2 separate regions of the Homo sapiens genome follow, and region 1 is linked to region 2. Evidence: chromatin loops called from intact Hi-C (ENCODE). Cell type or tissue: HepG2. All regions are shown on one strand. Each heading gives the region's core, and the rest is flanking DNA. Links, peaks and the distances in the headings are about the cores only.

Evidence for each region. A loop is a pair of places that touch in the nucleus more often than their neighbours do. Peaks named below come from ENCODE experiments on the same cell type or tissue, not always from the same donor. Only the 100,000 strongest peaks of a DNase experiment are listed, where the experiment ranks them.
Region 1: it touches region 2 in a loop (26-fold over the local background); 1 of 110 quality-filtered maps calls a loop at or near these places.

Annotation. Positions count from the first base shown.
Region 1 is chrY:14,522,698-14,528,082 of GRCh38, reverse strand. It overlaps NLGN4Y (neuroligin 4 Y-linked), which reads right to left and starts at 3,554. Exons shown (of 7, transcript NM_001365588.1): 1 at 3,375-3,554. In HepG2, for the core only: no CTCF peak of the experiment used is centred there; no DNase peak of the experiment used is centred there; H3K4me3 peaks cover 2,672 bases.
Region 2 is chrY:15,464,190-15,469,574 of GRCh38, reverse strand. No RefSeq gene overlaps it. Among named protein-coding and RNA genes, the nearest start is that of NLGN4Y-AS1, 660 kb to the right of the region's middle. In HepG2, for the core only: a CTCF peak has its summit at 2,496; no DNase peak of the experiment used is centred there.

The sequences.
Region 1 (5,385 bases), core at 203-5,202, 940 kb after region 2:
CACTCCTGTAGTGTTTTTATGAGCCTTTTATTTACTTATTTTTTATTTCATGTAATCACCTGCAGAGAGAAGGCCTTTTCATCTACACATTTATTCAAAGCCTATGAATGTCACAATGACAAACTGCTAGGAGGTATCGCCTTCTTTTTTTCTCATTCATGTGTGCCACTCTGCCCCAAGAAAAATGAGGAAGGGTTTCCTACACTGCCATTCACTTAACAAAAAACAGTGGAGCCTTTCAAAGTCCAAATGTAGGTTGTTTAGATTAAAATGATGAAACTGTAAAATATTCATTGACTGAATGGTAGCAGAGGGCACAGCAGATGACCTAATTGCCTCAATGGCCTGGGCTTCAATTTCCATTCTCACTTTCTCTAAATGACTGGGCAAAAGCTGTATCTTTGATTTAAAACTTGTAGCTCAGGGGTTTAAGAAATAAAAGGTGGCTATACAGAAGGCACAGTCTGTCTGAAAATCCATTCACATAATTAAGTAGGAGATGAAGACTCTCCTCTGAAAAAGTGTAGTACTCAGACAAAAACAAAAAACAGCAATGGATTTGAACTCAACTGAACATATTTTTCCCATTTAGGAATAGAATACATATTGTTAAAAATCAGAAAGTAGTATAGAAAGAATACATTCTGGTTTACAAACTAAAATTGTGTTGCTTAAACTTGACATTCACATCCTAAGACCGGCTCTCACCATATTTGGAATTTAAGTATATTTTAACCACATACGCCTGTCTTCAGAAGGAGGACATTAAATGACTTAAAATATTTTTATATTGCTACTTCATTTGAATGCAATATTCACAATATTCGCTCAGCAACTTGCATTATTGACAATATTCAAAGTTTTAGGAAAGGTTTGAAGTGTGGAGTACCAATTAAAATGAAAGAATGTTTAAAAAAGGTCATTCGGTCATGCACTTGAATGTTTACTTTTGTGAGATCCTTTTTTGTGGTGTAGAAATAAAAGCACAGTATTCCAAAGAGATTTTAAAGAGACCCCTGCACTTGTGAAAGCAATTCTCTGATGGCGAGTCAGTCAAAAGCTCCTGTCTTTGTGGAGAGACTATAAGCTTTCCACAAATTACTACACACACAAAAATGAAAAAGCCAAATTCACAAATTAAAAACAAATCTGTATGCTTACCATTAGTCTACATTCCAGGCCCAAAACTGTGAACTTTCAAATTCCTTCAAGTCTGCTTGTAAATTTTACAGCATCAAGATAACATAATTATCTACCTTATGCAGCCACTAGTCCCTTACCAAGTATCTGTTATATTCTTAGGTTTGGGTAAAAATCAGCTAGGTTACTGGTTTTAGGGCCTACTGTATATGAAGCATTAGTTTATTTAAATAAAACACAAAGAAAAGAAAAATTCTTTCACCAGAGCAGAAAACATCAAAGCAACTTTAAAATGGTATCCAAGCACAAACATTATTATGAATATGCAATTATCATTCTAGTGTTACACACACACACACACACAAAATCAAGCCTCCGATTTTAATCCACTGATTTAAAACTGATGAAGTAATTTTCCACTTCCTACAATGGCCCTGATTATGTTTTTACATGTCAAAGATACTCTTTAAAAAGACTACATACACACACACACACACACACACACAGACACACATACAGAAATATGGAATGCATGTGTGTGTAGAATGCATTCATTGCATTGTGTAATAAAATACCGGATTTCTAATCTGAGAAAATACATCCTTGCAGAGGTCTCCATGAAATTCCTATATAGCCATCCCCCAACCCCTTAACATTTTGCTCATTTCCACAGGAAAATCTATGCTAAGGATTTGATGGATTACTGCTAACATCTTCACCAGGGCCAACTAAAGGTATGAAATAATTCTCCACTCTCCAAATCTGCCCTCACAAAACTGTAGATTTCTTTGAGATCTGATTTCTCCCAGCTCTGCCATCCTCTAGGAAAAGGCTCAGTGCGTTCATTGAAAGCAATCAGGTCTCTTGTAGTTTCTGCCACTTTGTTTTCATCAAAGTCAGGTGTTTGCACCCTGGCCATTTAATTTCTAGTTGGAGAAGAAAGAAGCTATCCAAGGATTTCTGAAACACGCACTTCTATGTTGCCCGCAGAACGACCACACAAACTGGCAATTCCGGCTTCGTGGGGATAATGAAGTCTCCCTAAACTTCTTATTTTGTTTATTTTTCCTTTTCTTTGCTTTTGCCTCCCTCACATCACAGGAGCGACTGATTCTGAAATGGAAGCTTATGCACACCACCCCACTTTTAAGAAAATATAATGCAACGCGGTCTTATGTAAACCCTACGGGCAATGGATGCCTTCAAAAAGCATAAGATTGGAGTACACAGAGAAAAAAACATCCCCCACTCCCCACACACAAAAAAAATGAACAATAGAAAAATAAAATAAAATAATAAAATAAAAATAATATAAGCCATACTACCACCTTGTGGATTCAGCTCGCAAGGACGTCACCTGCTTAGTTTCAAAACCCCTACCCAACCCCCACCCCAAATTTCTTAATTTGGGTCCAAATGGTAAATCTGGATCCTCCGTCCTTGCTCCGGGCAGTCTCGCCCAAGCCCTGGGCTGAATTCGTGACTTGGGGGCCCAGTGCCCCAGCTAGCTGCAAGCTCGGGCACATCACCAGGCCCAAAATCCCGCCGCCACCTCCTAGTACCCTTCCACGCTGCCTCCTACACCGCCTTCCCCTGCATCCCCGAGATAGCAGCCGCACATACATGAAAAGAGGCCCACACCTGCGGTAAGGTGTGGAAGAAGCCAGAGAAAAGGAAACCGGGAAAAAAAAAGAAAAAAAGAAAAAGCCTTCTCAAGAAGGGGAGGGGTATGATGCGTAGGACATCCTCCGGGTTCACCTCGTTTTCCGAGCGAGACATTTGTTCCCAGGGTGGTCCTAGGCAGGCCTCTGGGGTGCAAGGGTTGCCCTGACGCCCCCGCTCCCGCTCCCGCTCCTCCGGGTACAAAGGGCCCTGTGTCTGGCGGCGACTAGGCTCCAGAACTGTACGCCTGGGCCCGGATTTGCGCGCGGCACGGGGCCTAGATACCGGGGGCGCAAAGCTCGCGACTCGGCTCACTAGACCCCCGCCGAGGGACCCCAACCTACCGGTTCTCCGAGGGGCGAAAGAGCCAGGTCAGGCTGGGAGGCAAGGGGAGGAAAGGGCGTCCAGGAGACCGCCTGAAGGATGAGAGTGTCCCTGGGGTAGATCGGCCTCCTGGAAAACCGCAGGCAGAGAGCGCCACCGCGGAGTGGAAGGCGCAGGCCGGAACCTGAACCTCTTGTCCCACAGCAAGCCCCCAACCCACTCGTCATCTGCAGCCCAGTGGCACCTACCTCCCTCTCCCCACGCCATCCCGGCCCGCGCTTCCGCAGGTCAAGCCAAGCCGCTTCAGGCGCGGGTTGGGTTGCCCCAGCCGTGGCAGTGGGGAGGGGACGGGGCTGAAGTTCACTCTCTCCCTGCTTCGTCTCACAGCCCCTAGCTCACCCGCCACCGTCTCTGCCGCCTCCGACTGTGCTCTTGGCTGATCTTCGCTTTCAGTTCCGCCTAGGGGAGTGGGAGGGAACGGAGCCGAGCTGCGCGGGAATTGGGAGGTGGGAAGCGGGGGAGAAGAGACCAGATGAAATCGGCCCGGGTCAGCAGAGAGCCTTGAGATGGGATGGTGCGGGAGGAAGGAGCGGGTGGTGGTTGCCTTTTCTAGGGCTGTGGGGATGGTGTGCCTATTGGAACGGATTCCTCAGACCCCTCCCCCATCCCTACCTTAGGGACTGGCAGACCCGCAGGCTTAACACTCCTCCGAACCCCCGATGGGAGAAGGGGTGTTCTTAGTGGGCACCGACTAGGGCTCCGGATCACCTGATACCTAGACCAGGGCTCCGGGCGCCTGTCTTTTCGGCTTCCAACTTTTCCGCTCCTCCGGAAAAGCGGGCAGTTCAGAGATGGTGCCGAGGGTGGCAGCGGCAAACCGCCCTGCACCCCCATCTAAGGTCCAGGCCACACTCAAAGGCTTCCGAAGAAGCAAAACCACCAGCTCTACCCCACTTTTGCGGCTTGCCTCACCACTCCCACCCACGTCGTAACCCACACACACGGGAAAGGGGTGCATGGATACCGCTCCCGAGTTTGGAGGAGCAGCACGGAGCTACAGTCATTTCATCTTCACGCGGGGTTTCCAGCGCGCCCCGATCTTTCTCCAGCCCAACCAAGCCATGCCAGGTCTAATCAATCACTTGGATTATTTCGTGCATCCCCCAAGCCTTATCTTATCCGAGGCCAGGAGATGAAGGAAGGGAAAAAAAAATCTCATAATGCAACCCCAACCAAGCTTTATTTCCCCTTTTCTCTCTGGTTAATGGCACCAACCCCCAACCCCAGCCTCCCAAAAGAAGCACCCCAGGCAGTGGTGGTTTTCTTAAAGAAGACGAGGGCTTTGGAGTGGGGAGAAAAGAGAAGAAAAGCCTTCCATGCTCACAGTTTGCAGAAGTCCTCCTGCTTTCGCCATCTCCAGCCCTGGCCTTTTCCCTCCTTTTCCCCTGTACTGCATGTATGTGTGTGTGTGTACATATATATATGTGTGTGTGTATGTGTACACTCACAAACTCACACATACGCATATATATGTCTGTGTGTATATATATATATATTTTTCCCCTCCTTTCCCCGCCACAGTCTTCCTTTAATTTGTATGGAAGGCAGCGCTACTTTTTAAACACACCGCACATGGCCCCAGAGCTGTTCAAACAGCTGATTGCAGCAAAATGCTTCCAAACAACATTGGTGGTCTGCATTTTTATTTTTAAGTGAAAATAAAACCAAATGTTCCTGTGGAGAGATTGCATGTAAAAGCCATACATCGATGTCCACATTCCCATCCACACCAAAGAAATGGAGCGAGACAGATGGGAGAGAGTCCAGCCCAAATTGTCCAATAATAATAATAATAAAAGGAAAAAATAAATAAATATTAGATGAAATGAAGCTCAAATATCGCCAGTGAGGCTTTCCCTCCTTTGCTGGAGAGCCACTGCAAGTCAAATTGTTTAAACGGCTTTTTAAAATAAGGATAATAATATGCGAAAGACACGTCTTAAAACTGCACCTACCTTAGCTGTGGAAGACCTGCATCGCCGTTAAGAGTTCTTTTTACACATCCAAATTTTTCTAAGGAACCTGAAACGCAGTATGATTCAGGAGGATGTATTGAAAGCCCAGGCGCCTTCCCCTTCGGGAACCCCCCAACTAGATTCGCTCATCCAGAGGAATGCAAGAGCCACCAACATTGCCGGGTTTGGAGGAAATTCATTGTTTCTGCTGTCAATAGTGTGTCCCCGGGCAGAACAAGCATTA
Region 2 (5,385 bases), core at 182-5,181:
AATGACACCTTTAACAAACAAGTTTTGATTTGATGTCTCCAGGATCTGATAGTTGGCAGACTGGTATTTGTATTTTTAACATTTTAGGCTACAAAGCAATAATTTTTTTTTCTTTTTAAATTTTAGATTAAGTGGGTACATGTGCAGGTTTTTTACAAGGGTATGTTGTGTGACACTGAGATTTGGGGTTCTAACAATTCCATTGAAAAATGATACTTTATTGAATCCATAAATGTGTGCAGAACTTTAAAAATCATAAGTGATTAAGCATTAATTTGTTACTTTACTATTGAATAGCATCCATCTTTTTTGGTGAGCAGACAAAGAGGCCCTGCCTACCAAAATAACAAGCGTTTGCTTAATGGGCATTAAACATTGCCTTCCTGCCGGCGCCGTGGCTTATACCTGTAATCCCAGCACTTTGGGAGGCCAAGGTGGGCGGATCACGAGGTCAGGGGATCAAGACCATCCTGACTAACATGGTGAAACCCCGTCTCTACTAAAAATACAAAAAAAAAAAAAGATTAGCCGGGCGAGGTGGCAGGTGCCTGTAGTCCCAGCTACTCGGGAGGCTGAGGCAGGAGAATGGCGTGAACCCAGGAGGCGGAGCTTGCAGTGAGCCCAGATCACGCCACTGTACTCCAGGCTGGGCAACAGAGCGAGACTCCGTTTCAAAAAAAAAAAAAAAATTGCCTTCCTTAAGACAGCACGATTAATTATCGCATTTAGAAGCATGCCATCAAGGAGAGGCAGCTCTGAGTTTTCCATGCTGCGACCAAGCTGATAAGTGGTGTCTGACTTATGAGGACAGTTAGTCAATTTTTGGAGTGTGGATTTTAAAAAAGTGATTTGGAGGCAAATTCATAATTACTTCCTTTCAGTATAACGTTATTAATCTTGGGTAGCTGGGAGAATTTATGGAGCTTGTCAGCTCTCTCAGGTGACGATTTTTATAAATTACCTAATGTTTGACTACCACTCCCCCGACAATGGTAGTAACATTCATTAAATTGACACCTAGTTTTACAGGCAGAAGTAACCTTGGGACAGTCAATGTCCAATTTTTGCCTGCGAGCTTTGGAGAATGCGAGAGTGAAGGCTGTATCCCCCCGAATGCTGACTCTGTGGAGCAGGGATCCCTGGCCCCAGGGCCGTGGAATGGTACTGGTCCGTGGCCTGTTAAGAACCTAGCTGCACAGCAGGAGGTGAGCAGTGGGTGAAGGAGTGAAGCATCATCTATATTTACAGCCACTACCCATCACTCTCATTATCACTTGAGCTCCACCTCCTGTCAGGTCAGTGGCAGCATGAGATTCTCACAGGAGCATGACTCGTATTATGAACTGCACATGTGAGGGATCTAGGCTGTGTGCTCTTTATGAGAAGCTAATGCCTGATGATCTATCGTGGTCTCCCATCACCCCCAGATGGCACCATCTGTGGTTGTAGGAAAAGAACCTCAGCTACATTTTGGTGAGTTGTATAACATTTTATTATGTATTGTAATATAATAATAGAAATAAAGTGCACAATAAATGTAATGCATTTAAATCATTCCAAAACCATAAACCCTCACCCCAGGTCCAGGGAGAACTTGTCTTTGACAAAACTGGTCCCAAAGACTGGGGACCACTGCTGTAGAGTATGAGGAACACTCTCTAGTAATTATAATCCCAAGACTGTGCTTTATGTGCATACAATGTAGAATGATTACATCAAATCAATTAACATATCCAGCACCTTATATACTTCTCAGTTTTTGTGATTAAGAACATTAAAGCTCTGTTCCCTTACCACATTTCAAGTATACAATGAATTACTATTAACTTCAGTCACCATGTTGTAAAATGGATCTCCTGAACGTATTTCTGCTGTCTAATTTAAACCTTGTACCCCTTAACCAACATCTCCCCATCCTTCCACCTGCACTCTCTGCCCCTGGTAACCGCCATTGTACTATTGTTTCTATGAGTTCTTAAAGTCAGTATTTTGAACCTGTTAGATGCACTCAATCATTGACAGTAGATTGATAACTAATCTCAGATGCCTAATAGTTGTCAAGAAATGACTTTTTAACAAGTGGGGACATATTTGACATTTCCTGCTGTTCCATTGCCAGTTAGTTTTGAAATCAAAGACCTGGGTCTGAATACCTGTACCATGCATGAGATCCAATGAATATGAAAGTAACCAGAGGAGAAGAAATAGAGAAAGCTAGTTACCACTTTAATGAGAAGGACTAGAGAATGACAGTTATCAATTTCATGAGAAGGACTAGAGAAAGCTAGTATCACTTTCATGAGAAGTTTGTTAGGAAAGGAAAGGGGAATGTTTCACTTGAGGTCATTTAGAATTAAAAGAATTTTGCAGGAATTCAGTTCTGGAATATGTTTTTGGAGTGGAGAGAGGAACCTATGCCAAAGGACAAAATCAAAGGCAACAGTAAGGAGAAAACCGATGAACTCAGCCAACACAGGCAATACCCCTGCTGCCCATGACGCGGCAGCAGGAGTACATGAGGCTGGAAAGAGCTGACATTCCCTTCATTGTATCTACAGCTAAACATCTTTTCCTCCAAATTAGGTTCAATGAAATATTGTCCAACAAACACCAATGGCAGCATCACTGAATAGAGAGACAGCGTATCTCAGTACCGGCAGCATCACTGAACAGAGAGATAGCATGTCTCAATACTGAAGCTCGGGTAGCAATCAGTCAATCAATCAATCAATGGAAAGGGCAAAACTATGATGAAGAACATTCTGATTTTATGTGCTTTGTGTTAACAGAATTAATTAATGTACTATACAAAAAATCTTTTGTCTCTTTCTATATCCATCAGATGTCCCTGAACCAGCTCAAGTATACCAATCAAAATAAAGTCTCTGTTGTTTCTGGGCATGGTGGTTCACATTTGTAAACTCAGCTCTTTGGGAGGCCAAGGTGGAAGGATTGCTCGAGGCCAGGGGTTTAAGACCAGCCTAGCCAACATAGCGAGAAACCATCTCTCAAAATATTTAGCTAAAAATGGTGGCACATGCCTATGGTCCCAACTACTCGGGAGGCTGAAGTGGGAAAATCACTTGAGCCCAGGAGTTTGATGCTTCAGGGAGCCATGATTGTGCCAGTGCACTCTAAACCGGGTGACACAGCAAGACCCTGACTTAAAGTGTGTGTATACACACACACACACACACACACACACATATATATGTATGTATTTACTTCCTTTCAGTATAAAGTTATTAATCTTGGGTAGCTGGGGTAATTTATGGAGCTTGTCAGCTCCCTTAGGTGACAAAATTAAATGTCGAATGCAATACTAAATCTTGGCCGTTTTAATTCCAAGGTAAGACTACTTTTCTTCCCTACCCTACCCCCAGCTAAGGCATGCTTTTTGTGGTCTTGAAATGGAGGGCACACACAGGGAAGTGACTGGCTTTCTCAACTGTCCTCCTCCCTCATTCGCCCTGCTGTGGTTACACATCTCCCCACCTGAAGAGTAGCAGGAAAGGAAGGCAAAAAGGAACAGAAAGTTCTTACGTCATTGGTACTGACATGAAAACATTTTAGGCCATCCTAAAAGGCATTTTCTTAAGTTCCTGGAAGCCAGCGAGCTGGATCGCCCCCAACTGCAACTCCTGAGAGACTGGTGGTATCTTCTGTCCCTCCAACTGATTTTCCACTGGTGCCTCTCTGATAGGGTCTCCTCCTCATCCCAGCAGATTTTGTAGGCCAATAGTCCAAATGGCAGGAAGTTTTCCTCCTGCTGGTCTCATCCAGTCATTAAAGTTATCTAGGCATGCATATTAGTTTGAAGGACTCTGGAAGTGAAAGCTAAATGAACACATCCCCCCTAGCCCATGAGCTCAGAAGTCCCTTTAGCACATCAGGCAGGGGTCAGGTGCCAGCCCCTTATGCCTCCAACAGATGCACAATTAAATAGCAACCTCTCTGAGGGGTGTCGCTGAATCCTCCATACTGGACTGAGGCCAAGAGACAGGCATGCCATGTCACTTGTGTGTATTTCATTTACGGAACAAGGAAAAAGAAAACCTAAACCCACTAGGGAAGAGGTAAGGATACAGTGCCACAGAAACCTCTTCATAAGTCCCACTTCTCTTCTTGCTTGAGGCCAGAGATCCATAGGGTTCCTGGCTATCTACATGAAAAATTCTTACAGGATGCCATTTTTGTTTGCATATCATTTGACCATGCTGTCAAATGAATATCCTGTTACCATAAATATTCCCCAGAATACTTTATCTTAATATGCGGTTCAGGGACGTTGGAGTCAGACAGACATGGCATTCTGATTCTAGCACCTACTAGCTGTGTGACCTCCAAAAAGTGCTTAATCACTTGTGACAACAGATTTCTCACCAGTAAGGCAGGCAGAAGTATAAATCCTAGGCCCCTCTAATCAATAACCCTTTACTGATTAGTATAATGTCCCAGTGCATGTTGCCTGGCAAAAAGAAATAGATGCTTCCTTTTGGCAATTTTGAGAGGGCAGAAGTGAAAAGATCTTACTTTACAGAGCTATGAAAACCATGGTACTTTAAGATCATGAAAAACACAGACTTTGGTATATGAATCTGCGTAGATAATTAATGAAATTGTTCAGGGTTGAACCTACCTGATGTTTGACATTCCTAATAACTCTGTCAACCATCAGAAGCATTGCACAGGAATCCACCAGCTAACACTGGGCATTCTTTGTGCTTAGGCCTCTACCTAGAAAGAGCTCATTAGAGAGACTGTTGGTAGAAAATCCTGTAGTCCCACTGAAGAAGGGCACATGCAATCAGAGATTAACAAGCAAAGACTCATTCTCAAAGACTGGGCATGCAGCAATTGCATGAGCAAATTCCTAGGCTTGATAATTAGGGCCCTGAATCAAGGAACAAGCATCTCAATGCACATCAGGCAAGTGGGATGAGAGCAACAAGGTGCTCACCGAAGGGTTCTCCTCTTAGCCATGCAGAAGGAACAGGCCTGGAGCCCCAGAATCCAGCTTATAGTCTCCTTATTGCATCATCCACAACTGCAAAAAATAATCTGCGGTGAGCTCTATATACATTCACAATGGGCTCAACTATTTTCTTCCAAGCCATTTGTCACTTTCATAAAGTCTAGAAACATTAAAAAACCAAATGTGCTCTCATATCTGTCATTTGGGGACCGTCCTTGTATTTTTTTTTTTTTTTTCTTGAGACAGAGTCTCACTCTCTTGCCCAGGCTGGAGTGCAATGGCACAATCTCGGCTCACTGCAACCTCCACCTCCTGGGTTCAAGCAATTCTTCTGCCTCAGTTTTCCAAGTAACTGTAACTATAAGCAAATGCCACCATGCTGGGCTATTTTTGTGTTTTTAGTAGAGACA